Regions from separate parts of the Mus musculus genome. Here regions 2, 3, 4 and 5 are each linked to region 1. Evidence: chromatin loops called from intact Hi-C (ENCODE). Cell type or tissue: heart. All regions are shown on one strand. Each heading gives the region's core, and the rest is flanking DNA. Links, peaks and the distances in the headings are about the cores only. Region 1 overlaps 9530052E02Rik (RIKEN cDNA 9530052E02 gene). Region 2 overlaps Myo16 (myosin XVI). Region 3 has its middle 76 kb from the start of Irs2. Region 4 has its middle 10 kb from the start of Gm32485. Region 5 overlaps Myo16 (myosin XVI).

Region 1 (6,519 bases), core at 675-5,674:
TCTTCCCACTTGGTTGCATTTTTTCCTATTGTTACATACACATTTCTTCAAAAGGCAAATCTATTTAACTAGGATGTAGGTTAGCCTCCCTCCTTCCTTCTTTTCCCTGTCTCTCCCTTCCTTCCTTCCTTCCCTCCCTCCCTTCCTCCCTCCCTTCCGTCCTTCCTTCCTTTTTCTCTCTCGTTTTGTTTTGTGTGTTGGTTTGTGTTCTGAGACTGAATCACACCGTGTAGCCCAGAAAAGTTTCAAAGTTGCAGAATCTCCTGCCATGGCTGGTGGAGTGCTGGGGCCTCAGGCTCACCCTGTCATACCCCACATTTGTTTCATCATTGTAACTTGTATCATCATTATATCGTCTTTTCCTGGAATCTTTGTGGATTCTAATATGAATGCTGACAATGAAACTCTCCACGCTTAAGGATTAGAACCACATCAAATCATTCTATTATGTTTTTAATAGATATACATAAAGTATGGCCTTAAGAAAAAAAATGGAAAAGAAAGATAGAAACCATTTACTCTGAAAGGATGGGCTAAAACTACAGTATCAGGAATTAAAACTACAGTTGAGAAAAGACCAGACGATGTTGCAATAACATGTGACAATTTCTATTTTCAAATTCTATGTCACAACTAAAGATGCTTATAAAAACAGAAGTCTTTAGCCCCATAAACCTTATGGAGGCAGAAGAGTTCAGAGGCAAAGACATGCATTCTGGATCATTGTAAACAATGAGGCTTCACAGATACCCACGGCATGCTTAGGTGCTTAGTGTTGGCTGATTTTTATGATCTGAGTTGAAGATACACTAATAGCTTGTCCATCAATCCCTTCTAACACACATACTTCAGGACATGGCTGTCATCCTGAACCCCCACCATGCTGCGCGGCTGCGCTCACCCAGATAAAGGTCAAACAAGTCACAGTACATCTCAGGTGTTTGTTTGTTTGTTTGTTTGTTGTTTTGTTTTGTTTTTAATTACAGTGAGGCTTCATAATAGGGTTTCCAAATGTTCAAATTCAGAACCTACCGGATAGGCACTATTCCACTCCATAGTGAAGAACACGTTAAGATAGGATCAACGTGTAATTCTCTTTTTAGCCCAGCAGCATTGGTGTGGCCTCTAAAACCCCAAGAAGGAAGTTGCCAATGTTGGAAGGTCTGCTGCTACTGGTCCACAGTACTACCTCTTAGACTTTGTCTGTATAAAGGGCAGTACTGATCCCCAGTACTACCTCTTAGGCTGTGTCTGCATAAAGGGCAGTACTGATCCCCAGTACTACCTCTTAGACTGTGTCTGCATAAAGGGCAGTATTGATCCCCAGTACTACCTCTTAGACTGTGTTTGTATAAAGGGCAGTACTGATCCCCAGTACTACCTCTTAGGCTGTGTCTGCATAAAGGGCAGTACTGATCCCCAGTACCACCTCTTAGACTGTGTCTGTATAAAGGGCAGTACTGATCCCCAGTACTACCTCTTAGACTGTGTCTGTATAAAGGGCAGTTTCCAGCCTCTGGATGAGCAGTTTCAGGGGATACTGCCTGCATTTCACAAGCTGATTTGGTTACTTTGTTTTGGGGAAATTGAGAATGTGTGTACTTTTCAGTTACTTAGTTTAGTTACTATCATTTGTGTTAGAAATGTTTTAAATAAGGCAAAAGTATAAGACATGCGTGAAGAGCTAAATGGCTTTGTTTTCTTTTTGGTTGCAGCCTAGGGTTCCATCCATGTTGGTCAACATTTCACTACTGAGCTATATCCCCAGCCCAAATTCTCTTGTTTACTCTTTTATGAATATGTGGAGTCATAGGACATACAGATGGGAATTCTGTATCCAGGAATTAAAAGACACCAGTTGAGTTCCCTCTTGACCAAGAATCATATACTTATAACATCTACATTTCAGAGGATGGAATTTTAAATTTCCTCTGAATACGCTAAGGGCCATGTGTCAGGGTGAGCACAACAATGTGACACTTTTTTTGTTTTTTGTTTTAGAGCTTTATTGAAGAGAGGGGGGGGGGGGCTGGCCACGGCCACGTGGCAAAGAAGGGGAGAAGGGAGAGGGAAAAGGAGAGCTAGAGATGAGAGTAAGAAAGGTGAGAGCTTAAGAGAATGTGACACTCTTATGAGTTTACTGTTTCTGATGCATTTTTAAGATTTATTTTTATATGCATGTGTGAACGTCCTCTGCACATATCTACGTGCACTACATGCCTGTCTGATGCTTTGAGGTCAGAAGGTGTTATATCCCTAGGAACTTGAGTTACAGGTAGTTGTAAACCTCCTGTAGTTGCTGAGAACTGAACTCAAGTCCTCTGCAAGAGCAGAAAGTGCCCTTAACCACTGAGTAGTCTCTCCACGCCTGGTATTTTATTTTTTAATATTTAGTTTATCTCTGTGTGTGTGTGTGTGTGTGTGTGTGTGTGTGTGTGTGTCTGTCTGAGTGAATGTCACGTGTATTTGAGTGCCTTCAGAGGTTAGAAGAGGCATTGGATTCCCCAGAGCTGTGTAGACAGTTGTGAACCATCTGTCATGGCCCTTTGGAAAAGCAGAAGGTGCTATTAACCACTGAACCATCTCTCCAGACCCAACTACTGTTACTGATACTGTATGCCAGCTTTTGTTGTAAAGGCAGAATCCCAAGGATGTGATTGGCAGGACACACATCAATCAAGCCTTTGGGATCCTTCCTTCTAGGCAAATAATAGCTCTCTCTAAACAGACCACTGATCTTCCTATTGCCATTATATTGCAGCATAAAATAGAATCCAACATGGTCTAAACTGAGACCAAGTAATCAAAAGAAAAAAAAAAAGGTTGCATATTCAGAATGAGCTAAGAAGTCATTAGCACACAATTCTAACTATTTTACTCAGAAACACCGATACACACTTGTGACTGACACTTGTCATTCATATTATTTTCTTTCCCACTCATATTTTTTTATTTCATTTTGAAATTTTTCTATGTGACACTGGCTTATTCTACAAAGCATCTGAAGTTGAATAGCCAGTGTAGAGGAAGGTTAGCTTTGGTGTTATCTAGCAAGGCATAGCATAATCCTGAGTTTAAGTTCTTGATTTCTTGTGCTGGTTTGTTTTCCGAAACTTTAAATTGTTGTTAGTAGATATTTTGCACCCTATGGTGTTGAATGTGCTCATATTCGTTCCACAGTTGCTGGTCTGCTCCCAGGCCTTGATCACGTCCCTCCTCACCTGTTACTCTGTCCTCTGCACCGATGCGTCTCTCTTACATCTTAAATCACATTTAACTGCCATCCTTCAGGATCTCAGCAAAGCCGATGTACGGTAGGTGGGAAGTAATTTCATGAAACAACCCTTCAGGCACCAGCAGAGGGGCAGCTGTGCTCACTGGACGCCTTAGAAAAAGACGTCGCCAGTGGGTGGCAGTGTGGGTAAGAGCCAGTCACATTTCCCGAGGTAGAAATCCTTAAGGCTGGGTTTTAAAAACAACCTTACAATACAGACTCGAGAAGCAGCCCGCTAATGGTTGTAAGGACATGGCAGGTTTTGGAGTGAGAAACAATTTCAGCAAACATTGGGCCACCTGGCAGGAGGCAGCTGGCTGTGTCAGTTACTTCTGGAGCCCAGGCCAACTGCTTGCTCCTGATCCACAGCACAGAGCAAAGAGCATAATTTGACCTTGCTCTCCAGAGGCTCAGGGACTTGCAGAAGGTCACTCCCAGCTGTCCCTATTTCTCCTTCAGAAAACATAGCTGTGTCACTTCAGAGACATTCTTTTTTTATTTATTTTTATTTTTATTTTTTCAGAGACATTCTTAATGTCCCTGGCATCCACTGTGTGGACCCAGAAGCAGGCAGTTCTTACTTTATACGTTATGGTGGTTGTAGCATTCAGTAAGCCTTTATTTTAGAAAACCATCCTTGAGTTAGTGCCTAGGATTATCAAGACTGTTGAATCAACATTTTTTTTTTTTTGAGACAGGGTTTCTCTGTATATCCCTGGCTGTCCTGGAACTCACTCTGTGGACCAGGCTGGCCTCGAACTCAGAAATCCACCTGCCTCTGCCTCCCGAGTGCTGGGATTAAAGGCGTGCGCCACCACGCCCGGCGAATCAACATTTTTAATGGACAGAATGAATACTAAGGTGGAAAGCTATTACAGTGTCTAATGAAATAATACAATCAATGTATACACATTCACATAAGCTCTTTTTCTTCCTTCCTTCCTTCCTTTCTTCCTTCCTTCCTTCCTTTCTTTCTTTCCTTTTTTTCCTTCCTTCCTTCCTTCCTTCCTTCCTTCCTTCCTTCCTTTCTTTCTTTCTTTCTTTCTTTCTTTCTTTCTTTCTTTCTTTCTTTCTTTCTTTCCTCCCTCCCTCCCTCCCTCCCTCCCTCCCTCCCTCCCTTCCTTCCTTCCTTCCTTCCTTCCTTCCTCCCCTCCTTCTCCTCCTCCTTCTTCTCCTCTTTTGTTTGTTTCATTTTTGAGACAAGGTCTCACTAAGAGACATGACTGGGCTGTGAGTAGACTAGGCTGACCTTGAACTTAATAGAGCTTCACCTGTTTTTGCCTGCTGAGTTTTTACACGTTCTGATTGTTGAGCTGTTGGCACTTCCAAGCACAGATACTGAGTGAGGTAGACAACAGTTACATTCTTGCCGAGAAGTTATCCTGTTGCAAACACAGAGTTCACATATTACAAAATTCTTGTGTAATTTCAGTTGAAACATACTAGCAAAGAGATGCGAGGGGGGGCTCATTAAATGCAGCAAGTCTCCCTATTAATCCTAGATGGGCAAAAGTCTGCTCAAGGTTCATTCATCAGAAATGCAAATGTTTTGAATATACTTGTGAACTAAGTTACTGAGGTCAGTGTAACAGGGCCAACTATGCCATCCTTTCTAAAGGGGAAACAGACTTGCCAACATAAACTATTGTTAGGCTTCCTGGAACACATTTTAAGTGAGGGCTGTTCACACTGGCCATGTAGCAGTCCACTTGACAATTTGCTTAGTCAGCTTTCAAAGTTGACTTAGACATAAAATTCTGTCAGACACATTATGCATGAAGAATTAAAGAAAAACTTTAAAACTATATACTTTTCTCCTATACTAGCCTTTCTACATGAAAAAAAATCTATGATTCATTTTGGTAATAGTATTTATATCATGAATTTTAAATGCATTTTACCTATTTATACAATTAAGAACTTAATGAAAATACTTAACTTATTCCTGAAAGGCTATCTTTAATAAAAGAAGCAAAATTACATGAATTTTTATTAAAAATAAAATCCCATATCTTCCTTGGTAAACAGCCGTGGCACACACCTTTAATCCTAGCATTCAGGAGGCAGAGGCAGGCAGATCTCAGACCTAGAGGCTACTCTAGTCCACAGAGTGAGTTCCAGGACAGGCAGGGCTATTCAGAGAAACTCTGTCTCAAAACAATCAAAAAATAACCAAACAAAACCTTATGGTCATTTGTCAGCTGTGAAAGGAAAAGAAGGATTCTAAGGAAAAGATCAAAAGGCAGGAGGAAAAGCTGCAGCCAGGCTGTTTATTGGCAACAGGCCAGGTACATGGCACCCAGTCCCCGTGAGCACAGCACGTGGACAGATGTTAGGAGCTGACTAGTACTGAAAAAGTATGAGAGAACAGTTGGAAAATCCCAAGATACACAACCGGCTTCCAGTAAATAAGCAGCTTATCTGGCAGCAGGAAGGAGAGAAAGCAGGTTGCTCCGAGGGTGGGCGCTCGCTCTCTAATAGAGTGGGAGCCTCTCTGACTTTGCCCTTGGAGCTTCCAGGGCAGAAGAATAACAAGCACCTTGTTGTAAAGAGAGAGGCCCGTCACCTCGTCGAGAGCAGATACGACTGACAGAGCTGGTACCTCCCCTGACCCCTCCTGTGCTGCTAGCTTGGTGACTGGGGCAGCACACAACAGGTCACCTGCTTCTGATCCCTGGTAGGCAACATTAACACAGCCCCAAGGAAAACAAAGCTGCTACTGGCCAGGCTCCACTGGACACAGAACGTCAGCACTCAATGCATTCCTAAAAATCTAATTTTGTATTGAGAGTCAGAATAAAAAAAGAAAGCAAAAATGGTGCTTTTTTTTTTTTTTTCAAAGAAAAGCATAGGGTACTGACGCTGTGGCCTCTTGTCCTGCGCTATTTCAGGTTACAGAACACACAGGCTCATTTATGTGTCTCATAAAGTGGGATGTAAATTATCACAATCAATAAAAATCGAGCCACATTTTCTTCGAGCTCCAAGATAAAAATCCTGTCGTGTTGTTACGTTTCTTCTGGTTAGCGATAATGCTTGGTGATAGAGGCGGCATAAAAGCCAACGACCACAAGACCGTGTGCTTGGCACACTCACAACCACAGCTTGCACATAGAGGGATATGTGTGCGAGGGTGTGTAGCCACACACCCTTGCACACGTAGAGACGCTAACAGTGGCATCTACTGGTCCTTTATTTTTAAAGAGTATAATTTAAAATGGAAGACCCAATTCAACACACCCTTT
Region 2 (5,000 bases), core at 1-5,000, 600 kb after region 1:
GGAGCTTCCTGTTCAGAGGTAAGGTGTGTCTTACTAATGTTCCCCCAGCCAGTGCTCTGCGGGGGTCCTGGAGGTGCTAGGTGTCTGGAACACAGTGAGAAAGCTGGACCCTACTCTGCTCAGACCCGCGCACTGTGATGCTGCAGCAGACCCTGCTTTGCTGTTAAAGCAAAGCTCATTCCGAAATCCACATTTTAAAAAAGCAAAAGTAGTGTTTTCATCCCTGGTAGACCTGGGGCAACATCTTCTAATCAAAAAACAATTTAGTCCTGAATAAAATCTCATGTGTCTTCCTTGACAGATGCATAATGGTTCAAACTGCCGGGGTCTCATCTCAGCTTCGAACATCGATGGTGAGCAAGGTTGGGCCAGGTCTGGGTTTTCACCACCACATAAGTCATAAATAAACGTCTGGTTCTCAGAGCGTTTTGGGTTTGGGAATAATGAGTAAGTCATTAAGGCCAGATCCCCACGTCTCCAAACTCACAAGCTAATGCATGCCAAGCCCGGATTAGTGTTGAGCTGTGTTCTGACCCAAGAATGACTTTCTCTTTCCATGACTGAAGTGCACGAGCCCACTAGGAGTCGGCAGGCTGATCCGTCTCACTTAGTAACGTGTGAACTTCAGTACAACTTCCCACAACTGAAGCCACCACCAGTCAGGCAGTGGAGGGGCCTGGAGGGCGGTCAACCATCCTCTCCCTCAGAGACTGGGGCTTGGTCTTTGTGGCCATGCATAAAACATGGTTTGATAAAATCAAACGATACAGTGTCTGCCCTACCTCCCAACAGCTTGCTCTTATCCAATGCTCTGTTCTAAGCACCCTCAGTGTTTACTCTATTTTTATGTAGAAGTGCTTCAAGTAACCATGATAAAATTACAAGGAAGCACACACCCACCCTGGATCATGTGACCTTTAACCTTTCCAATCAAATGTGATTTCCCCCCACTAGAAATCTCACGAGAAATTCCATTTATGCTAAAATATATGTCTAACCCTCTTGTGTAATCCTTCTGACCCCTAGCTTATTGTGTGACTTCACCCTTAAATTTGAACAGTGTTTAACTGTCCAAAGCGTGGTGAGGGGAGGGGAATTAAGAAATGGTCAAGCACACAGTTGAAATGAGGTGGGATCACTACCGACTTGAATACTGTGCAGATTCTGACCCAAACCACCAAGGATGGGACAGCCAGGCATGTTCACATTAGCTTGGCACGTGCCAGCTGCTGACCTGGCTGGCCGCTGCAGCCCCTGGTCAGCTCATCCTCACCATGGTGACATCAAAGGTGACTCTCTACTGTTACTGAGAATCAACAGAGCCCTGTAGGAAGCCATCCTCGAAGCACCCAGTGTCAACAACAAAGCAAGAGATGCCTCCGTGCATAAAGAGTTCACGAGTTTAAAGCTCATGCAGAAATCTCGCTGATTTAAGACACGGTCACGTGATCCATGCAAATGCACTGGTTCAAAAGTCCTATATATAGCTGCCTATTGATGCTGAGGGTGGAGTGACTCACAAAGTCTTGCGATACCACCTCAAAAATATTATTCAAGCAAAAAGCTACACAATATAACTTGTCTGGAAACTTAGTTTTGAATAAAATTGCGTAAGTCTTCCTAGACAGATGCCCAATGGTTCAAGCTGCCAGGGTCGGCATCTCAGCTTAGAACACGGGGCAAGCATGGGCCAGGTCTGGGTTTTCACCACTCCTTAAGTCATAAGACTTATAAACACAGGTTTACAAGACCCCTCTGCAGTTTTCACACACAGGTCTTATAAACCATCAGATTTTCCCTTGCTTAAAACCGTGTGCCTGAACAAATGCTGGTATGTCATGGAGTCATGGAGAGTCACCTTTAAATGACCCTGAAGTTTTTCTTTACCTTGAAAAAAAAAGTCTGAAATGTCTTCAGATTCACCCCAGCCCTGCAGTTAACGACTCAGCAGAGAACACACTTTCCTGGGAGTTAATTGCTCAGCTCTCCTGTGACAGGTGCTAGCAGCCATCACAAGTTCAAACCACGGTGAGGTGACTCAGCTCTCTGAGCGCAGGTGAGAAGCAGGTCACCTGCTCACAGTCAAATGACTGCTTTCCAGCACAGTTCGAAGCCTGACCTCTGCTGAAGAACATTAGGGTGCCGTCCCACAATCCTCTCCATCATCAGTCAGCCAGGACGGGGATTAAGAGTCTCTTCTTCGGGTTTAAAAGCCTAAGTTTTCTAGAGGCTAAACCCAGCAGGGAGATCATTTAAAGTGAGCAGCAATGACAGCATACGCTGCTTTCATTAAATGTCGATTTGCAGGAATATAAATTATATTTATCTCCCACATATGACACTGTGTGCACAAAAAATGAAATGTTATTTACGTAAGAAATGTGGGGCAAGGAAAAGAAAAACACGGGAAAAAAAGTGTAAGCAAAAAGAATGAAAGTTTGGTTTGGCATTGGTTGGCTGGGCTGGTTTGTGTCCCTTTGAGGTGTGGGGAGAGCGCCCTCTTGTGGGATTCTCAGGGCATGCATTCTGCCTAGTCAGAGCTTGATAAAGGCTAGAGGTGCTTTGGTAAATGCTGTTTTCATGAACTGGAGGGATGGGTGCCCACCCCTGCCCTGAGCAAGCTCTGCAGTTAGGCAGAGGTGCTGTGCTCTAGCGAGCCTTCCTGTGCTGTAAGCAGAGATGTGTGTATAGGTGGACTTTAGTACTGATGTAGGGTCTATCTGTATCTGTGTGGGATTTAGAATACCTTATAGCATGCACATAGCTGAAGTTAAAGATGCATCTGCTGCACGGATTCTAAAACCACAGGCAGAGACAGTGCTCGTCCTTTAGAATAACGGTCACAGAAGGCATACTAAGTGCAAGGGCCCTGCAGTCCCTGGACTGCTGCACATGCCTCTTAGTGCTTCACGTAGATAACGAGCTGTTGTGTGTGAGACAGGCTGCAGGCTGTGGTGGTTTGCACACTAGTAAGACACAGCCTACTTCATCAACATCATACTTGGCTAGTGTGTGTGTGAGAGGGGGGGAGCAAGCAGAGAAGGAGAAGGGGACTGTGTAAATTCAGATGAGGTTTGTTTAAGACAGGGATCAGCAGGTTTGTGCAGAATATGGGGTAAGCAGATACATCCTGCAGCACACAGGGGCTCCTGTCCTCATATGAATAGCACCCACTAGCTATTCATAATGCACGCTAATAAGACACTTGCTTTGTTGCAGGGCACCGAACTCTTTGTGACTCCTGACTGTCCCTGCTGGGGCTCCTCACAGAGACACCACAGGTTCATGGCTTTGTATCAGTTTAGGGCCCTGCAACATCTCTTCCAAGAGAGACAAGCATCTGATGTAGCCTGTGCGTGAAGTCACCGTTATGCTTCCTACACACTCTGATCACATGCAATGGCCCCTTGCTGTATCTTAACACCACACTTTCCATTGAAGCCCTGGGACAGCTCTCAGTTGACCAGGATGCTGCCCCCAAGTGCATGTGAGGACTCAATAGGTGTCTGTATGTCAGGAGCCATCTGAGGTATCCCTCTCTCATCTCAGAGTCATCAGCTACCACGCGGCTCCCTGACCTGGTTATGTATCACGGAATCACGCCGGTGACCACACACTCGTTTATCACAGGCTTCCCCACAGGAATACAACAGACTAAGCCAGAGAATTTAGCATAGTGAAGTAGAGATGAGCTGGAGACCCCACGTCCCAGCAGCCTCTGCTCTGGGTACCATTCACTCCTTATAACTTCTAATTCTCATCCAAACACAAATCTGGTACAGTGCCATGTGGGGTCTGGCTGGCTTCTGGTAGGAGAGAGTATGTAGAACCAGTGTTCCTCAGGAGACCACCTTTGTGACTTCACGTGTCACCAATGACTGCATTTCCCCAAAGCTTTGACCTCCCATGAAGAACAACCACCCTTGATTTAGCACTGAGAGTCCTCTCTTTCTTGTGTAAACCCAGTGACTATTAGCTACCCGCACCATGGCCCGACACATTACAAGATGACAGCAGATCAGACAGTGTTTCCCAAACAGCATCCGCATGCTTACAGAATGCTAGGATTTTGTCCTCCCATCTGAGACACAGTAAGACAGTCCAGCATATTAATAGATAGCTCAGCCCTGACAGTGGCCAACAGCCTTCCTTGGGCATATGAAGACAATTTGAAGCTGAGAATTGTGCTTCCAATGTTCAGGAAACTGTTATAAAGCCTTTGATCACTCACCGGTGTGCACAGAAGTTATTAAGGTGAAGTCCACATTTTTCTTCCGAAGATAACCCGTCCATCAACCAGGAGAAAATCAGAAAGGTGCCCTGGCCGGGAGGCTGAGCCACAACCCTGGACTTCTCCAGCATGTAAGTGGAAATTCTGGCTGGTTGGGAAAAGAGACAGGATTCTGTTAAATGGCATTGTTAATTCAATTTCCATAAATTTACATGTTAATTAATTATAAACCATGACAACAAAGCTCCTTTTCCAGCACAGACATTCAAAAAAAAAAAAAAAAATAGAAGAGACTTTATTTTCTACATTAGTTTAGGCCCTTCAGAGACACTCAGCCCAAGGCATTGGGAGTTCAGAGCCCTGACCCCTGCTGCCATAGCCTATATGGTCCCTGGAAGCAGCTTATATGATACTTGGTTAAGTCTGAGGGGCTGGTGCTGGTCTGTGCTCATCTGAAAAGCTCATGCTTTATGTAAGAGCTCACTCTTCGTCTAGCAATCCTATCTATCCCTTTAGAGAAACTTATCACTGTGTGCAAGATCTACCCTTATTCTATGACACAGGATTCCCTCTGTCTTAGTCATGGTTCTCTAGAGAAACAGAACTGAAAGAATGAACACACACACACACACACACACACACACACACACACGCATACATTTATTGCAATATATTTATTATACAAATATATTTAATACATACATTCATTAGGATGGCTTATAGGCTATCGCCCAGCTAGTCCAAAATTGTCTACCAATGGAAGGTTCAA
Region 3 (6,519 bases), core at 896-5,895, 71 kb before region 1:
AATGATCCTTTCACAGGGCTTTGCACATCATATAACCTGCATATAAGATATCCTGCAAATCAGATAACCTGCCTATCAGATATGTTGCATGTCAGATATTTACATTATAATCAATAACAGTAACAAAATTACAGTTATGAATTAGCAACAAGAATGACTTTATGGTTAAGGGTCACTACAGCAGAAGGAGCTGTATTAAAGGGTCACAGCACTATGAAGTTTGAGGACCACAGTTTTAGAAGATTATGTCTCTAAAACTAAGCACTGCTCATTACAGTGGCCTCTCTAGCATATATGAGCCCTGTCTGGAAGAACTGGAGCCTTTATTATCAGAAAAATTATACATAAAAAGATGTACTTTTGTTGCATACATGTTTCTGTGTGGATATGTGCACGTGTGTATGTACAGGAACCTGTAGAGGCAAGAGAATGTGGCAGATGCCCTGGAGCTGGAGTTAGGTAGCGGCGAGCCTCTCAGTAGGAGCTAGGAACAAAACTCTAGTCTCTTGTAAGAGCACCAAGTGCTCTTAACAGTGAAACCATCTCTCCAGCCCCTCCACAAGAAAGTCTTATTTTTGTTTGATCAATAAATATTGATATCTATAGATACCGATGAATGGAAATGCCAAGAAAATTGTGCAGAAGATTGACATCTGACTCTTCTTGGGACCACTTTATATTTGGGTAGAGTTGGTCGTGAGCTGAGAACAGAGTCTGTAGGTCTCAAACAGGTAAATGAGGTGTCTGAGTGGGGACAGCAACAGTGTCCTGAGACGGTGTTTGCCATGCTCCCTGGGGTACTAGATTTGGAACTTCTGACTTAGAGTCTTAAACGCTCTATGTAGGTCCCAGTGATTTAATAACCAGGCTGAACACACATAGAGGGAGGGGGCATTTAGAAGGAGCATTCTGCTCCTTCCTGACTTATCTGAGAGTCTCTCTAAGCTGTTCTCTCCCCCCTTTCTCTCCCTCCTCTCTCCCTCCTTCCATCCTTCTCACCCTCCCCCCTTTCCCTTCCCTCTCTTTCAGTCTCTTGGTCTCAGTCTCTCTCTCTCTCTCTCTCTCTGTGTGTGTGTGTGTGTGTGTGTGTGTGTGTTCATGTGTGAGCGCAGGCATGTTTGTGTCATACCTCCTGTGTGGAAGGCCTAGCTTTCAGATGTGTTTGTTGGAGGCAAAACCTTGTGCATTTTGACTCTGTACGCACTAAGCTAGTTGGGCAAGGAGCTTTGAGAGGATTTTCTGGTTCTCACCTCCCATCTCCCTGAAGTAGAACTGGGGTTACCCTACTGTATTCTGCTTTAAGTAAGTTCTAGGGGTCTGACCTCAGGTCCTTGTGCTTGCACAGCCAGCTCGTTAAGCTCTGGTCCCCTTCCATGCCTCTCATTAAGGCTTGCAAAGGTGGGCTGGTGAGATGGCTCAGTGGGTAAGAGCACCCGACTGCTCTTCCGAAGGTCTGGAGTTCAAATCTTCTGGAGTGTCTGAAGACAGCTACAGTGTACTTACATATAATAAATAAATAAATAAATAAATAAATAAATAAATAAATAAATAAATAAATAAATCTTTTAAAAAAAGACTTGCAAAGGTTTCTGGGTGATGCTTGCTGTTGATATACGCTTGCTCGCTGGCTTGGAATCAACGACAATTCACATATGATCCCTCAGGGACCAGGTACCCAGACTATAGGATCCTGCTTGGAAATGCCAACATGGGGAACTTTAAGGGACATTTAAAACTTGAAGTTGCCCAGGACTTCAGAGCCAAGCCACAATATGTTAATGGCATACAAATCAGATGCAAATTCATGCAAATACATCTTTCAATTGCAGTTCTCCTCATGCCTTAGTGTGGTCCTTGGGGAAGAGTCCTCCTGTAGACCCTTAATCTAAAAAGTTGATTTAATAGCTTCTCCCTCCGTAACCTTTTGTTATCTAATTACCTTCATTAGCTGGAATAATGCATAAATGCACTTTGCAGAATTCCTTAAGTAAGAGATCTTTGTTTTCTTAAAGATATTCTTATCTGGTAAGTAATTAGTCTGAGCACACACACACACACACACATACACTGATCTACATGCACACGCATGTATATGCACATGCATGAGTATGCACATTTTGAAAAAATTAGCATACAATAGAAGGGATGGCTGTAGGAAGGAGGTTGGGGAGATGCCAGTCAGGAAACACACAGTTGCAGATGAGAAAGGTTGTTCAAGAGTTTTACTTCACAGCCCGGTGAGCAGGGTGAAGGCCGACTGCCTGGACTCTTGACAAGTGTCAAGAGATCATATACATGCTCTCATGAAAAGGAGAGCTGTGTGAGGTACTACTGAAATTCCTAACCAGACAAAAACCTCTACCCCTCCCACTGAGGTTCCCAAACACACAGAAAGCAGGATTCTGCCAAAGTCCACTCTGGAGAACCAGAGGTTAATTGAGCATTGGTTACTTAGAGGGGTCTAGATGCCCCTCCCCACAACAGGCCACCCTGGAAAGCTTTCACTCAGCAGGGATAGGGTTTACCTGCAGCCAAATAGAGGGAGTCCTTCTTCTAGTCTTTCCTTGTGTGTATACTCTCATTCCTCATCAAGAGCACAAGGCATTAAGGCAGACTTGTATACCACAGATGGTAGAGAGTGGCTGCACTCTCATGTGATGGTCTGGTGACCCTTCCCACCCCTCCATGAGGAGGTGTAAACAACCAGCAAGCCCAGATTGGATACTCTTTCTGCAAGAGGGTAGTATAGATGAACTCCCAAGATGGCCACTGCTTGGCTCGGAGAGCAGTGACTTACAACACGAGGTGATGGTTCTTAGCCATCTAGGAGCAACAAGTCCTCAGTGTGTCTACACTTCAAATCATTGCATTTTTTCACAGCAAACACATACAACCCTGGTCAGCTGAGGGGAATGTAAACAGAAGATACACTTGTCCGGCTCCTTACGTTCTGATGATGGGCATAGACAGGAACGGGCTCATTGAGAACTGCGCTTTGAAATGGTTTGTTTCCTGTCCTTGGGAAAGCCCAGCATGCCTAACAGAATCTGCAGCAATGGCAGTGGAGATCTTTCAGATTTTCAGAACCCTGTCAGGTATGTTGTCACCCATAATTATCCCTCAGGCCCCTGGCACAGAGGAGAGACACTGCCTTCATCTCTTACATCCACTGCCAAGTACATCCAAAGTGCTCAGTGAGTGTTTACAATTGGGAGAGGGAGCCACAGGCCTGTTGTGTAAGGCGGAGAGCTTCAGGGAACCTTGCCACAGCACCCCCCAGTGTGAGTCATACCAACACCAATTCCCCCTTGGAGAGAGTCCCTGGGAAGCAGTAGAAAGAGCAGCCAGGATCTAAGCAGCTGATTCTCCCTATTTTGCCTCCCTGCCTCTCTCTGGTGTCTTTAAATCTTCAGATTCCAACAGAGAAGCTGCTGTGGGTGAATCCCACTGCATGCTCTGCAGAGGAATCCAAGATCAGGGTGCAGAGCCCACTCCCACAAAGATACCAAATCATCCAGCTTTGTTTTCATCCCCGAACTGGCAGGCATTCACCTCTGGGGCTCTCCCCTTCCTGAAGCTAGAACTGGTCGGCAAACATAACAAGAGAAGGGATGTTTACTCCTTCATTCGCTGGGTCATGGTCCTTTCTGTTCCCCGTGATGGACAGAAAAGCAGCTGACCTTATGAGGAACATTGGTACCAGTACAGCCTCCTTATTCCTGTGCTGAACTTATAGGGGACAAAAGGAAAGATATCTTGTAATCAACACGTCCCTGCTGCATCTTGATATATTATGTTTTAGCCAGGACATTCAGTGCGGTTTATCATTCACAGACCTCAGAGAGTAGACTTGAGGCAGATAGCAGTGGTCTTTCTAAATGGCACTGCCCTCTTGAGAACTGCACTGACTCCAGGTAGATAGAACCTACTGTGAACACCTCCCTCTTTGTTCAGCATCTCTAGCTGTTACTTAATGAAGACTGACATGGTGGTCACCGATATTGATTCTCTAAACATCCCTGTGTGGCATAGGCCACTCCTACTTTCGAGCTTCAGTGAAGAACTGGACATAAAAACCTGAAGTATTAATATTTGATTTAGTCAGAGTCAAACCCAAGAAACGGAGACTCAGAGCCTGAGCTATGAACTGCAGTGCATAGCAGTGCCTTGGCTATGCACCACAGCCATACGGCTGCCTGGGAACTTTTGCCATTTGTTAGTCAAGAGTGATCCCCAAAGATCTGACCCTGGAAGTAGTCCCAGAAAAATTAGGCTCTTTCAGAGATAGGGAGAGCCTGCATCTGTGAGCACATCTGAAAACAAAGAGTTGGGTGTGATCTTCTGGCAGGAAGTGGCTGCTGAGATCTGGCCATCCTCCAGTGAGGGTGGCTAGCTTCTGTTCTGCCAAAGATACAGGCCAGTCTTGAAGATGTTGTGCAGGGCAGATTAATCTCATAGCCCAGAGAAAATGGCCCAGCTGAAGCTGAATATAAAGTGCCTAAGATTTTGAAAACTACATCTGGTGAGCAAAGATAAGATGAGAGGCACCAGGCCCAGATCAAAGCAGCCTAGAGCAGCGTCTTCTCCAGTTTCTGAGGGAGCCACCTGTAGTCCACAGGGCTTCTGCACACACGTGGAAGCCACGGAAATCCAGGACCATTTCTCACCTCAAGAGCCTGCAGGGCTAGTTCTGAGCCGCCACGTGCTGCTTCTCGAAGATGATCATTTGGGGCATGCGGGGCATTTCCAGTCCTCTCTGAGCCTTGCCTGCTGCCGTATGAACTTTGCATGTGTTAAATAAATGTTTGCTGGGTGAATCCACCACAGAGCTCATTTCCTTCTGTACCCATTCATCTTGGGATCAGACTTAGAATCAGTGAAGAATTTGGTGTGGCGTCTGGGCGTGTCTGTGAAAGTATGTCCATAGAAGATTCAGTGAGGAACTGTGATGCACCCTGAGTGAATGGCTGAGGGCTACACAAAACAAAAGGGGGAAAAAGGAAAAAGCCATGGACTGCCATTGTTTCCTCTGCCTCTGCCTGCCAATCAGCCATGCTGTGAGACACTTCTCTCTACCTCATGCTCCAACCACCATGATGTTGGTCCAACCACATGGGGTGAAGCAAGCATGACTGAACCCACTGAAACTGTGAGAAAAGAAAGCCCTTCCTCCTTTAGATGTGAAAAGTGACCATCCCACTCGATTGCTGTGCTGGGGAGTTTTATGTCAGCTTGGCACAGCCACAGTATTTTAGGAGGAGGGAATCTTAATTGAGAAAATGCTCCCTAAAATTGACCCATGTGGTATTTCCTTAATTTATCGTTCATTGTAGGAGAGCCCACACCACTGTGGGTGGGGCCATACCTGGGCTGGTGGTCCTGGGTTCTATAAGGAAGCAGGCTGAGCAAACCAGGAGGAGCAAGCCAGTAAGCAGCACCCCTCCATGGTCTCTGCATCAGCTCCTGCCTCCAGGTGCCTGCCCTGACTTCTAACTTCCCTTCTGTCTTCCTCCACCCTGCTTTTTATAAGGTTATTGACAATAACAGATCAAGGATCCACCCTGCTTCAGGCTAACTACATCAACAGTGACCTCACTACCAAATCAAGTCATAGTCTGACATAGTGCGAGTTAGAGTTTCGGTGCGTGGATTCTAAGGAAAGAAAAAAAAAGTACTGTTCTTGTTACAGCAAAACAGATGGCATCAAGCACAGGTGATGTCTTCAGGTTCAGACAGGGTCAGTGGGAATATCTTGTCTCATCATGTCTGTGGTCTGTACTAGAAGGACTCACAAGTGACCAATGGCCGGAAGTTCCTGAAGGCCTTATGACAGCTTCTGTGCCTTATGGCTAGGCTGGACTCTCCACAGATAGGCCTGTCAGATTGAGTGCCTGCCTGCATGGTCCTCCAAGCTGAACTTCCTTTGCACATAGTTGCCTTGGCTCTAGGGGTGGAGGCCCAGAGAATGAAGGGGAAGATGTGTCATCTATAGTGGCTTTGGGAGCCCCACAGCAGCATCTCCACCTCATTCTATAGATGAAGCCCAATCAACTCCCAGATTGGAGGGAAGGGGAGCAAGCTACACCTGTTAATGGAGGTGGGTTGGAAGGAAAGTCCCATTGACAGACATGTGAGGCAGTAGATACAGTGTTAGGGGAAAGTGATTTCATCTGAGTCTTCCTTGACCATTGCCCATCATGGAGTAGTAGCTGCTGTGGTAACTTCAGAGTACCTCAGCTCTACTGTCTCGGCAAAAGGATAAGCAAATACAGTAGGATCGTCAGAGTAGAGTAGGGGAGGGTCACCAGACCTTTACCTGAGATCATAGCCACCACCCTCTCCTCCATCTGTATGTGTGGTCTTGAGGATGCTGTTCTGTGTAAGAGGTGGATGGTTGTCTGAAGATGAAGATTCCAGCGAGGCAGGCAGCTGGTAAGTTCACATCCATCCTGGGTGGGGCTCTGGTGCTGCAGGTGTATGGAGTCATCCAAGCTTCTGTAGGTAAACCCACAACGTTGT
Region 4 (6,519 bases), core at 770-5,769, 190 kb after region 1:
AGACACACACACAGACACTCACACACACACACTCACACACACACACACACACACACACACACACACACACACACACACACATAGACAGACGCACATGCGCAGGCAGGCATGTGCGCGTGCGCATGGTATGTGGAAGTGAAACTGATCCATGATGGCTTCTGTGGCTGTGGTTGCTTGCTGCTGGCATCTTTGTCTGCAGTCTCTTAGAGCACACACGGTATCTGAGTGCTTGCACTAGGCACTACACTTCACTAGTCAAGATGCCGGAGCACAGGCCGGAAACTAAGACTGACTTCCGATGTCCCAACTAAGTGGCCTTCCAGAAATCACAAGATATCACTCGGCCTCTGTTTCCACATTGGTATTCATTAGGAATCGTACGTATACCCGGTAAACTATGATGCTAGACAGCTAATCTTATAGCACCCGACTACTGAAATGCATATGTGAAAATGCACTTGTCTGTGAAGAGCTACTGTGGGCCAGGACGGATGCTAGCCAGGTGTGAGAGTGCCAAGGCCAATCCACAGGGTTCTCTCAGGGACTTCCCGTACACCACAAGCTTCTGGCATATCCAGTGAGGGTCTAGTTCTGTCTTTAGAACCAGGGTGGCATGCTTGGAGAGAGTCACATAAAAGCTGGCATTCAAGTGTGGTTTGATGGTTTGGGTCCATCCAAGTGGATAGCAAGCTTCTTGGCAGGAGGGAAGGTTCTGAGGTGACACAGATGTGGTGAGTCGGAGACTCTAATCTAAAGTTAGTGTGCTGAAGCAGAGAGAAAGAGAGGGTGCAGGGCAGGCCTGGGGGAGCAGTTGTGGCCCCTCCAAACACAGACACAGGGGAGCATGTATTTAAAGGCATTGGGAAGCTACTTGGGGGTTCTACCAGTGTCCCTTGTCTTTCTTGGCTGCCGCCAAACCTTTCTGTTGCATGTCGGCTAACAGGATAGCCTAGTTTTGCAGACAGAATCTGTACCTTATTTTCTAAGCTACACTTTGTGTGACAGCACCCCCCCCCCCGGGCTTGAAGAGGGGAGTGTATTATCACAGAGATGGCTGCAGACATGTGCTTGCTCTGTGGTGCCATTCACGCACAGTAGCTAAGCTGTGGCTCTGCCTAGGCGTCCATCAGCAGAATAGATTTGTTAATGAGAGAGAGACACACAGAGGAGCTTGACTCAGTTACAAAGGGAATGAGGTAGACAACTTATCATCACCATCATCACCACCACCACCATCATCATCCGTCCTCATCTTAGCAAAATGAGCCAGAAAGTCAAACAACACATGTTTTTCTCTCTTATGAGGATTCTGGATTTTTATAGACATAAAACGTAAGTGTTTAAAAACATCCGTAGTGGGGCTGGAAGCATGTCTCAGTAGTTAAGAGCACTCACCACTCCTCCAGAGGGCCACTTCAAGTCACCTGTAACTCCAGCTTCAGGGCATCTGTCATCTCCTTCCTGCCTCTAAGGTCATTGTACTCATGTGTACATACCACACACAGACAAACACATACCCATAATTAAAAATAAAATAAATCTTTAAAGAGTACACGCAGTGATGAGTTTCAGAAAGACATTAAAAAAGCAAACACAAAGGCCAGTGTGTCTTGAATATGCCCTATATTATGTATGTAGATATACATTTATGAATATCTATTTATGAAAATATATTCATATATGTCTTTATGTATAAAATTGGAAGCAAGACTGCCTGGGAAAGAGAGAGGGAGAGACTAGTGGGAAGGGGAGGGGAAGAAGAGAGACTACTTGGCCTAATCCTACATGATGTGCATACATGCAAATGTGTTCAGGACACCTGCTACTATGTGCAGTGAATACACAACACTAATAAATACCAGTAAGGGAACCAGGAATGTGAATTTTGTTCCATCATGCTGGCATGTTGTAAATTGTGGCAAATACTTTACGTATATCAGCCTCACATGTTTAGGGAACAGTGACGACACAAAACAGCCAGGTAGGAGGCACACAGGGAAAGGTGATCAGCACAGAGCTATTTAGGAAGAAAAGGAAGTACCAAGAGCTAAGGAAAAGAACGAAAACCAAGAAAATACATCAGTGCCACTCATTTTGTAAACAAGAGTGGTTTAAAACTCAAAGAGGTAAAGTCATTGATGTGTAAATCACCAAGTCCACACCTCTGACCGATGGCCTCAAGGCTACAGGTAAACAATCTGCAAACAAATACCTGAAAAATGCAAAGGGGACGCTGGCCAGCAGGAAGGTGGGCAGGCCTGAAGACCCAGTCGATCCTGGTACATCAAGGCATTTCTTGGGGCACATATGCGAAGACAAGGAAAAAAAAGATTTAAAATGCAGATGTCACATGGAAACAAAAGGCCAGAGACTTTCACATGGTAGAAATAGATTCCTGTCTCCGTGGGTCCCAGCAGGTGCTAGGCTTCATAGTGATACCTCCAGTACGATTTGGAAATCCCATGCTAGGCTTTGGGGTGACATCTGCGGTCTAAAGAGCTGTGCTGCCCAGGTGCCTGGGCGAGGGCGTGGTTTCCATGGAGAACAGGCACGGGGTTGGGGGGTGGGGTGGGGGGTGAGGAGGCACAGGAAACATGCTCACTCAGTAGCCGGGGTTGGAAATGTTTGGGATTGAAAGACAGGATCATTAGTTGGATGCGAAAGTGGAGCACAGTCACCTACCATAAAAAGCACTCGAGGTTGCTTTGGTCACTCTGGGCTCTGTTAACTGCGTGGTGGCTGATGCAGGCAGCTTGGAGTTATAGGGATGTGGAGGGACGGAGGTTTTCATCAGAAAGACGGCTGTCGGGATGTAGTGGGCATGAATCAGACTTAGAGAACAGAGACTTGTGCATGGGAGATGAAAGTGTGCACGCTGACACAGGGTGAGCTGGACCAGTTCATCCCCCGTGTTTTACTTCATGGTGTTGCAGCATGGCACAGTTGCACTAACAGAACCCAGAAGATGCTCTTGCTCTGGTACCCAATATATAGTGTTGATTTTCCTCCTTGAGGAAGCTGACTCTGGGAACAGACTATAAATAACCAAATGGCTAAACAAGGGGATCCCCTTCTCCCCAGAGCCGTGTGGTGCGCACTGCACAGCCCTGGTGTTCAAACGCTTGGCTTTGCGTCTACAATCGGGATGCCATGGCAGACTTCTAGAATGTGGAGGAAGTGTGGCCCACTGAGGCTCTGATGGGAACGTGTAGCTCCCAGGATTCCAGGTGCATCTTTCTGTTGTTGAAGCACCACAGTTTGGGGTAGTTTGTTATAGCAACGACAGGTAGCAACTTTCCTAATGCATCTTCCCCCCTTGCTTGAGTAGCATCGGTGTTCCAGGCTGCAGCCTCTGCAACATAGTCCTCGTACCATTACAAGTGACTAGTGACAGCATGGCACTGCTGAGCCCATGGCTAGTCACCAGTGCCCCCTGCTGAGGTCATGCTGTAGCCCTGTCTTGGCAGTATCGGTGCTAGATGTGGGTGCCCAAGAGCATTTAATCTACACTGAGCTGTGTGAGGGACTAGGGTTGGAAAGAAGAAATAAAACGGGTATTTGACATTTTTCTAAAAGGTGAACTTTTCGGAAAATAGAGCAGAAAGATATTTGAGAAGAGCTAGCAACGTGTCTGTGCATGTGTGCATGTGTGTGTGTGTGTGTACATGCATGTGCAGGTGTCTGCACATGTGTGAGTGCCTGCACACATATGCACAGTCTCTTAGTCTTCACAATCTCATAAGCAGAGGAAATACTTATACTTCTAACATGTTCCTTCTCTGCTAGTTCTATGGGTGTTGGCCTTTTCTACTTGGTTGGTGGATTGCAGAGCAACACTGGCAGCACCCCAAGGTTCACTAATACATTTTATTAACAGTCATAGAAAAAGCCAACTATCATTGTAGACACCGCATTTATAGTTTGAATCATGAATTTCTGATAAATGCTGTCAAGAACTTGGTTGAATGTGTGTGCACATGCTCAAAGGAACCTAGCAGTTCTCTCCCAGCGTGGATTCAGCAACAGAAGGCAAAATGTTCACTTGCTCTGCATTGGACACACAAACACACACACACACACACACACACACACACACACACACATACACACACGTGCGCGCGCACACACACGCACACACCACTTCGGATACAGAAATAGTTCTTCAACATATTGATAAGAGAACGGTTTCTTGTGTTGGCCTTAGCTCATAGCTAGACTCTCTGATTCAAACACCTCTGCTTAATGCAATGGGATGCCTCTTAACTCACAATCTTGTATTTTTTAAATTCTCAAGGTTTGCTTATCCAAGGGGACAAAATACAGAAGGCCCATGTCAAACTAACAACATTTTACCGAATTCTGGGATGGCACACTTAGCCTTCCTTAGATGGCTCTGCCCACTGTCAGGACACAGTTAAGTCTGGAGCAGAGGATTGTGGGTACAGGTGTAGACCTCACCTTATGACACAGATATGAACCACGTTCTGAAGGGATGGGGGAGGGCCCACACCCATCTTTTCTTTTCGTTTTTTGTTTTTTGTTTTTTTTGAGACAGGGTTTCTCTACAGTTCTGGCTGTCCTGGAACTCACTCTGTAGACCAGGCTGGCCTTGAACTCAGAAATCCACCTGCCTCTGCCTCCCAAGTGCTGGAATTACAGGCATGCGCTACCACAGCCCGGCTCATCCATTTTTCCTTAAATCTTCTACTTGTGTTCACTCTTAAGTCACACATCTGAGACAGACAGGCCAGGGCACACTAGCTTGTCCATGACCGATGAAGATCAATGCTAGAGGAGATACCACATCCAGGGCCCCCAGCTACTGGGCTTAGCACAGACCCTAGGTTCCTGCCAAGCATCTTCCCTACTCTGCAGGATGGCAGCCAGGCTTGCTTAGCTCATCATCCACAAAGACATCAGAAATAGAACACGGGAAACGTTGACCCCTTTTCTGGATGCTGTATTCATTAGCTGGAACTGATCGCTGTGAGCTTCAGTGTGAAGACCACTTGTTCTTCACCCCCTGGGCCCCTCCATGGTTTTGTTTATTCAGTTCCAAGAATAACCGGGCATGTGTGGAATTGGCTGATTTTTCTCTCAGTGTTTAAAATCATCCATTCAGAGCTAATCTTTAAAGGACACAGGGGAAACAAGGGAATGAGTATTTCAAGTTTCTTTAACATGTCTCTCTTGGTCCAGAGAGGGGAAAAATGTACAGCTTTAGAACTTCCAGAAAGTTCTATTTCCAAAAGCCCCCAGCGTTTTAAGTGTGCAAAGAAGGATGGTGTGGCAATGTTAGTCTCTGCTCTGGAGCCTTCACTCATTAAGCAGAATGTCCTGGTAGCACTTATTTAACTTCTCTGTGCTTCCGTTTCTTTTTGTCTCGAAGGAAACACTCTGTACTGTTTCCAGTCTGTCGTCAGCTGTAGAGATGCCATGTTGGATGCTGTTAGAGAGAGGGAGAGCAAAGCGCCTCTTACATCAGCACGGCTGCCTCGGGTCTTGTGAAATGCTGCTCCCTTTGCGTGGCAGCTTGGCTCTCTCTCTCTCTCTCTCTCTCTCTCTCTCTCTCTCTCTCTCTCTCTCTCTCCACCCCCATCTGTGTCTGTCTGTCTGTCCCTCTCCCTCTCCCTTTATTTATTCCTTTCCTAGGCAGGAAGTACATTGACTTGAGAAGTAAGGAGCTGAAGGTTTGGGTTGTGCCTACCTCCACTAGCTCTCATCTCTCACTTTAGTCTAAAACACCATCTGTTTGTGGATAATCCCGAATCTCTGCCTCTAACACGGCATCTCCCAAGAAGTGCAGACTACAGGCCTGCTTGCCAGCTCTGTATTTCCAAATGGCTCTTACTAGACACCCAGGCTTGCTAGGCCAAACCCATCTCCCTGGGGCTGGATTTCATGAAATTCTTCCTGTCTCAGTTGGTAGCATTGCAGTTCCTTGCATTTGGTCCTGGAACTTGTCTTGGCCCCTCTTTCCCTAGTAGTTCTCATTGGATTTTTTACCACAATAAAAGTTTCAAATGACACCCTTTACTCACCGCAACTCCTGAATCTACTTGAACCAAATTCAGAGTATTCTTCTCTATCTAGTTATGAAGTTGAAATAACTATGAAGGGCCTTTTCCTGCCTGGTAACCAAGGGATTGGCAAGCCACCTTGGAGAGTGCCTGTGGAATTACTGAAGGTCAGAACAGTGTTTTCTATGAATCGACAGACTCCTGGTCTCTCATGGTTACACACAACATTCATTGCAATCAGATAGACTGGGAAGAATCTAGATGCGTGTCCCTTGTGAGCACAGACGATATGTAGAATGTGGAGAAAGCCAGCTGTCTCTGCATAGAAGACAGCAGCATGGCACCATGGAGTGAGTCAAGCAGCGTGGACCAGGAAAACAGGGTCCAGGACACAGCACAACATGGGTGTCTTCACACTGAAGTCCCGAATCTCTCAAGGATGCAGTTTAGGCAAGGATAGTCAGCAAACACATCTGTCCTGTCCGAGCTTCGGGTCAGA
Region 5 (5,000 bases), core at 1-5,000, 440 kb after region 1:
AACATTTTTTTGAAGTCCCCCTCCCCGTCTCCAAACAAGGTGCATGTGAGGAACTCAAGGGTCTGGGGACACTTTGAGCCCAGCCATGGATCCCCCTCACATTAGAGGTTTATTCCTCTGCTTTTTTCTCTCTGAAGTGGGAATCCCACACAGCCTGGGAGGAGGCAGGCAACGGAAGATTTAGTCATTTATTGTTTTGGATTTTCAGTAGCAAGCCCTGTGCTTACAGTCTGAGTTACTGAGTGACTGTAATGGAATTCACTCTGCAAGTCCACACAAGCCTGGCTGTACAATTTGCTTATATGAATTCTTGGGTATTTGGAGAGAGAAACTATGGTAATTTGTGAGATGAATGTCAAACCACAACCAATGTCTAGGCATTGAACAAGTTTCCAAATACTATAGGGGACAAAGAGCTCTGTCCTTTGAATGGGTCAATTTGGCTACTGATCAATTTATAAAACGCCAAAGAACATTTCTTAGTGTAACTGACTAAAGTATGAGGTTTCCAAACATCGGAGAATTAGAAACACTCAAAGTCGCAGCCACCTCTCCCAAGTACAGATACCTTCGTTTGATGCAGGGAAGTCATGAAGTTAGTGAAAGGACTCCTTCTTGTTAGAGACATACTATACCTGTGGGTATGGGGACAGCCACAGGTCTGTTGAGAGAAGAACTGTTGCCCAGTTCCTCTTGGAACTTAGTTGTAAGTGGCGACCAGCTTTCTTTGAGGATACCTATCTCATCTCTCCAAAAGACTTCCTCATTTGGACACTGAGGAAAGTGTAGTGTTAATGCAAGATGGTTCCAGAATGCAAGGGAACAATGCTTTCTGTGCCTAAGAGGGAAACTTCTGTGTGAAGGGAGGCTGTGGATGGGTGCAGGTCATAGAGAAGATTCATACAGCAGTGAACTGTGTGCTGTCTACAGCCTTAGAAATATTCATGAGCCTTGGAGCTACCTTTCACAGGCACCAAGGAGCATGCAGACACCCAAGTACATCACCACAGAGAGCGGCATCTGGGTGGAAGGAAACCAGAGCAGCCACGGACAAGACAGCACAAGATCTATCCATGGGCAAGAGGCCGGGGAGATGCCTCCTATTATTTGAGGTCAAGATTTGCATGAGGCAGACTAATTCCGTGTGGTGCCAACTCATTTGAATGTATCGGATTAAACAACAATAACATTGGAATTTCCGCTTCAAATTTCACACCACCAGTGGAGAGTAGGCACTTGCAGACAAGGAGCATGAGTAAGCAGACACCAATCCTGCTGGTCAGCCAGGAAGCGGGCGCCATCTTGCTTCTCATTGCTAAGCAGTGTCTAGGGTACAGCATTGTACCTGTCACAGAAGCATCAACGCTTTGTAAAATGTTGAATCAAGATACCGCCGCTGCCTTTATTTTCCTGCGTAAGACAAGATGGAATGGGGAATCTTGTTGGGAGTTTGTTTTTTGTTTTTAGTTTAGTTTAGTTTTGTTTTGTTTTGTGGCATGCAAACTGCTGTGGTTATACAATGAATAGTGAACCCTAGCTTCCAGAATCAGCCTTGTTGTGGGTAGTGGGCACCCTATGGGCCTAGACTGGGTGCAGTGACTGTCTGAGGTAAAGACACTTAAGAATATACCTTTCCTGTTGAAGAACGTAAACATGAGGTATTTATAAATATTAACAAAGGTTGAGCCCCAGCGTGCACTTCCAGTTCACCCAGTGATGGGGAGTGGTGTGAGAAAAGAAAGACAAAGCATCCCAGACCACAAGGTACTTACTTGTGTAACCTATTCCCTCCAGTACACTCAAAACCTTCCACAGGCCAACTTTAAAGCCCTTCTAAAACAAACAGTATTCGAAAATAAAAACACGGTTCTGTAAGATTTAATTTATAAAATACAGACTTCCAAACTCAAAATATTCTTTATCTGAAATGTTTATATAATCGAGTAGAATATCAGAAACTTATGATGATTTCTACTTGGATTAAGCAAGCCTTAAATGAAAGTGCTACCAGGCTCTGGATCTAGGAAATATCTGTATATCTATGCCTCCGTCTATATTTAAGCCTCTATGTGCCTCTTGGCCTCTACAGAAGGTAGAGCTTCCATACAGTAGTCAACCCAGCTACTGTATGGAAGACATGTTATAGTAGTCTTCTGCTGTAATCATTTCCAAGTACTTGTTTACATCTGGAACGCTCTGGATTCACGGGGTCAGGGAATAATGAAATGAGTGTTGTGCTTTCGTTGTGTTTTAAGGGAATAACTTGTGAATCAAACTCATCTTAGCTCTGTCTGGCTCCCTTCTACTTTTCTCCTCAGACTTCTACCACACGCTGTATTCCGTGGATACCCCATCTTCCTGGGATCCTGTTCAGTGACTTTCAGTTAAGAGTCCATAAAGACAAACATGCCGGGAACTACCACTCAGAGCAATAGCGCCTCCTGGTGTCCTGGCCAAGCCTCCTTTGCCATTTGAAAAGGGCCTCACATTTTCAAAGGAAGCAACGAGAAATAATTAGCATGGTGATTCTCAGATCATCAGAAGAAAACCCTGTGGCAGTTAGCTGAAACTTTAGCTCTTACAGGGCAAAGGCAAATAACTATCTGGTCATATTTCACCTCAATGGCTTAACTGGTCTAATTCTGTCTCTGGAATTTATAGGACTGTTTACCTGTAACCCGAAAAGTACATATTCAACAGTCTTGAGTTTTCTCACCCAAGCTCTGTGACTGTTACTGTCACACGGAAGCAATAAAATATGTATTTAACCCCTCTACCCCTGGTCTTTTCTCAGGCAGCATCAAGGAAAGAATTGTGGAAAGAGCTGTACTGGACAGACCCACTGCTCTGTCAGGCTTTGTAGAGGAACACTAGGCAAGCTTATCTTTTCTCTGAGCCTCTGTTTCCCCACCTGTATTATGGGCATATTCGTAGTAGTTAACTCAGAATAGAGTGTGGGAGCAGCAGGCTGTTAAAAATGGTGCCTGAAGCCCCCCACTGCTGTTAGTCCAACATGGCTAATCTTTTCAGTCAGGTCTATGTGCCTCTCCCCACCCCCAACTCTGTGTTCTGTATTATTAGAATGTCCATGATTATTTAGCTCACAAGAAAAATCTAAAGCCTGGAATGTTGACTTGTGCCTGTTAAATCCCACCACTCTGGAAGCTAAGGCAGGAGGGTTGCCATAAGTTGGAGGTCAGCTTAGGCTACAAATTGAGACTCTGTCTCAAAGATAAACAGAAAGTGAACTATTTTAATGTACACTGTTATTCATGAAATCCTACAAGGAGGTCTCCAGAATAGTCCTGGGATAGAATTATATACCAGAGAACCGACCTTACTTCTGTACACAATTTCTCCCTTACTATTGCATAACACATTTGTGTTCAAAATACCTGCAACGGGAAATTCACTGACAGTTTAGTGCTCTCCAAGTCACCATGCTAAAAAGCAAAAGAAACCCTGTGAGCCCACTCTGCAAAACGTGCGCGCCAATCTCCAAGCTTCACAGCCATCCAGGTATTAATGGGAGCTACCACTGATGCCTGCCAGAAGGGAGACTTAGCCACACACTAGATGACTTTAGATATAAAAATGTCTTTCAAAATAAAGATTCAAGAGAAGACGATTGGGAGCCTGAGCTGTGATTCACTATGAATGGTAACCCCGGGGATCCCTCAGTAGAAAGTGGATTTTCTCTCCTGAGGATGAAACCCTGTAAGCCTTAATAATCATGTAAGCTGCTCCAGCACACGGCAGGGGCATTAAATCTCTCCCTTCCCTATCTTACCATAACCCTTTCACAGTCTCAGAGATCGCCCTGCTCTATCTCAGGGGAGCATGTCACACAAGCGTATAAACCCATTTCCCTCACAGGCTTGGGAAAATTCCATTAAGTGTATGTTGGGAACTCCTGCATCTGGGTGGGAACAGCCGAGGCTCATGTCATTAAGATTCCTGATATTACAGAAGTGATCATAAATGCTTCAAAGCAGCTTTTCTTTCCTTTTCTTTTCTTTTCTTTTCTTTTCTTTTCTTTTCTTTTCTTTTCTTTTCTTTTTTTCTTTTCTCTCCTTCCTTCCTTCCTTCCTTCCTTCCTTCCTTCCTTTCTTTCTTTTTCAGATTAGAATGTATTTTGTGAAAACTCGAAGTGGGGCTATAGATATGCTACAACTTTTCAGTTGCAATGCTGGCTGGTTGATATGACCTGGGGGAGGGAGCAGGTTCACAGGCCATGCTTGGAGGCCTGCCATGCCCCTCATCTGTTCTGCTGCCTTGAGGTTTCCCTTTGTTTTGCAGAGATCTATTTTGTTATTTAGCTTTGTGTCTGTGTGCATCTGTGCTGTAGAGGCTACGGGAGGGCTCTAGATGCCTTGGTGCTGGAGTTACAGTTGGCTGTGAGCTTCCTGATGTGGGTGCTGGAACAGAACCTATATCCCCTGGAAGAGCAACAAGCACCCTTAACTGTTGAGCCATATCCCCAGGCTAGAAACCTCCTTGAGGTTTCTAAGTGATAAGCTCTCCCTAGACTTATATGGACTTCACTGCTTTTTGACAGAGAGGAATCTACCCAGTTCTGACCTATAGAAAGGCATATTTGGTGGGACTTTTAGTTCTAGCTTTTAGCTAGAACTTTTAGTTCTAGCTTCAAATAATATTTTTGACCTTATTTAATGCTTTCTTTTTAGGGTCCATTTTGGTTGTTGGGATAAAACATGACTTGTAGAATTACAACGTTTTGTTGTTCCTTACCAGTATACTTTCATTTACTAATAGCCTATAATTAAGGAGAGATTGTTAGTTAAACAAACCATTAGGCACCGAGGCATGGCTGGTTATTTATCTCCTTGTCAGAGGTCCTAAGCTTTGGCCTACTTTTTTTTTTTTAATTTCTTTTCATTTTTTTTCTAATTTTATTATGTACGATCCTTCTTGCATCAAACCAGGGGAGCTAGAATATTTATGTATTACTCCTTGAAGAATGAGCAAATTGATGAATG

The links. Peaks named below come from ENCODE experiments on the same cell type or tissue, not always from the same donor. Only the 100,000 strongest peaks of a DNase experiment are listed, where the experiment ranks them.
Region 2: a loop joins it to region 1, with 9 times the contacts of the local background. A loop is called at or near these places in 4 of 42 quality-filtered maps.
Region 3: a loop joins it to region 1, with 2.4 times the contacts of the local background. A loop is called at or near these places in 9 of 42 quality-filtered maps.
Region 4: a loop joins it to region 1, with 3 times the contacts of the local background. A loop is called at or near these places in 16 of 42 quality-filtered maps.
Region 5: it touches region 1 in a loop (9-fold over the local background); 34 of 42 quality-filtered maps call a loop at or near these places.

The regions. Positions count from the first base shown.
Region 1 is chr8:11,010,454-11,016,972 of GRCm38, reverse strand. All of the region lies in intron 1 of 9530052E02Rik (RIKEN cDNA 9530052E02 gene), which reads right to left. Among named protein-coding and RNA genes, the nearest start is that of Irs2, 4.8 kb to the right of the region's middle. In heart, for the core only: a CTCF peak has its summit at 3,394 (motif pointing right); a DNase peak (open chromatin) is centred at 3,432; H3K4me3 peaks cover 119 bases; H3K27ac peaks cover 1,124 bases.
Region 2 is chr8:10,412,522-10,417,521 of GRCm38, reverse strand. Myo16 (myosin XVI) reads right to left here. Exons shown (of 35, transcript NM_001319151.1): 16 at 4,232-4,379. Gm51561 (a long non-coding RNA gene) reads left to right here. Exons shown (of 3, transcript XR_003947504.1): 2 at 302-353; 3 at 3,220-4,233. Among named protein-coding and RNA genes, the nearest start is that of Gm51561, 15 kb to the left of the region's middle. In heart, for the core only: a CTCF peak has its summit at 2,500 (motif pointing left); no DNase peak of the experiment used is centred there.
Region 3 is chr8:11,082,146-11,088,664 of GRCm38, reverse strand. No RefSeq gene overlaps it. Among named protein-coding and RNA genes, the nearest start is that of Irs2, 76 kb to the right of the region's middle. In heart, for the core only: no CTCF peak of the experiment used is centred there; DNase peaks (open chromatin) are centred at 3,284 and 4,224; H3K27ac peaks cover 2,159 bases.
Region 4 is chr8:10,824,663-10,831,181 of GRCm38, reverse strand. No RefSeq gene overlaps it. Among named protein-coding and RNA genes, the nearest start is that of Gm32485, 10 kb to the right of the region's middle. In heart, for the core only: a CTCF peak has its summit at 3,436 (motif pointing left); DNase peaks (open chromatin) are centred at 3,401 and 5,471; H3K27me3 peaks cover 133 bases.
Region 5 is chr8:10,571,727-10,576,726 of GRCm38, reverse strand. The region is part of intron 32 of Myo16 (myosin XVI); the gene reads right to left. Among named protein-coding and RNA genes, the nearest start is that of Gm32330, 99 kb to the left of the region's middle. In heart, for the core only: a CTCF peak has its summit at 2,449 (motif pointing left); no DNase peak of the experiment used is centred there.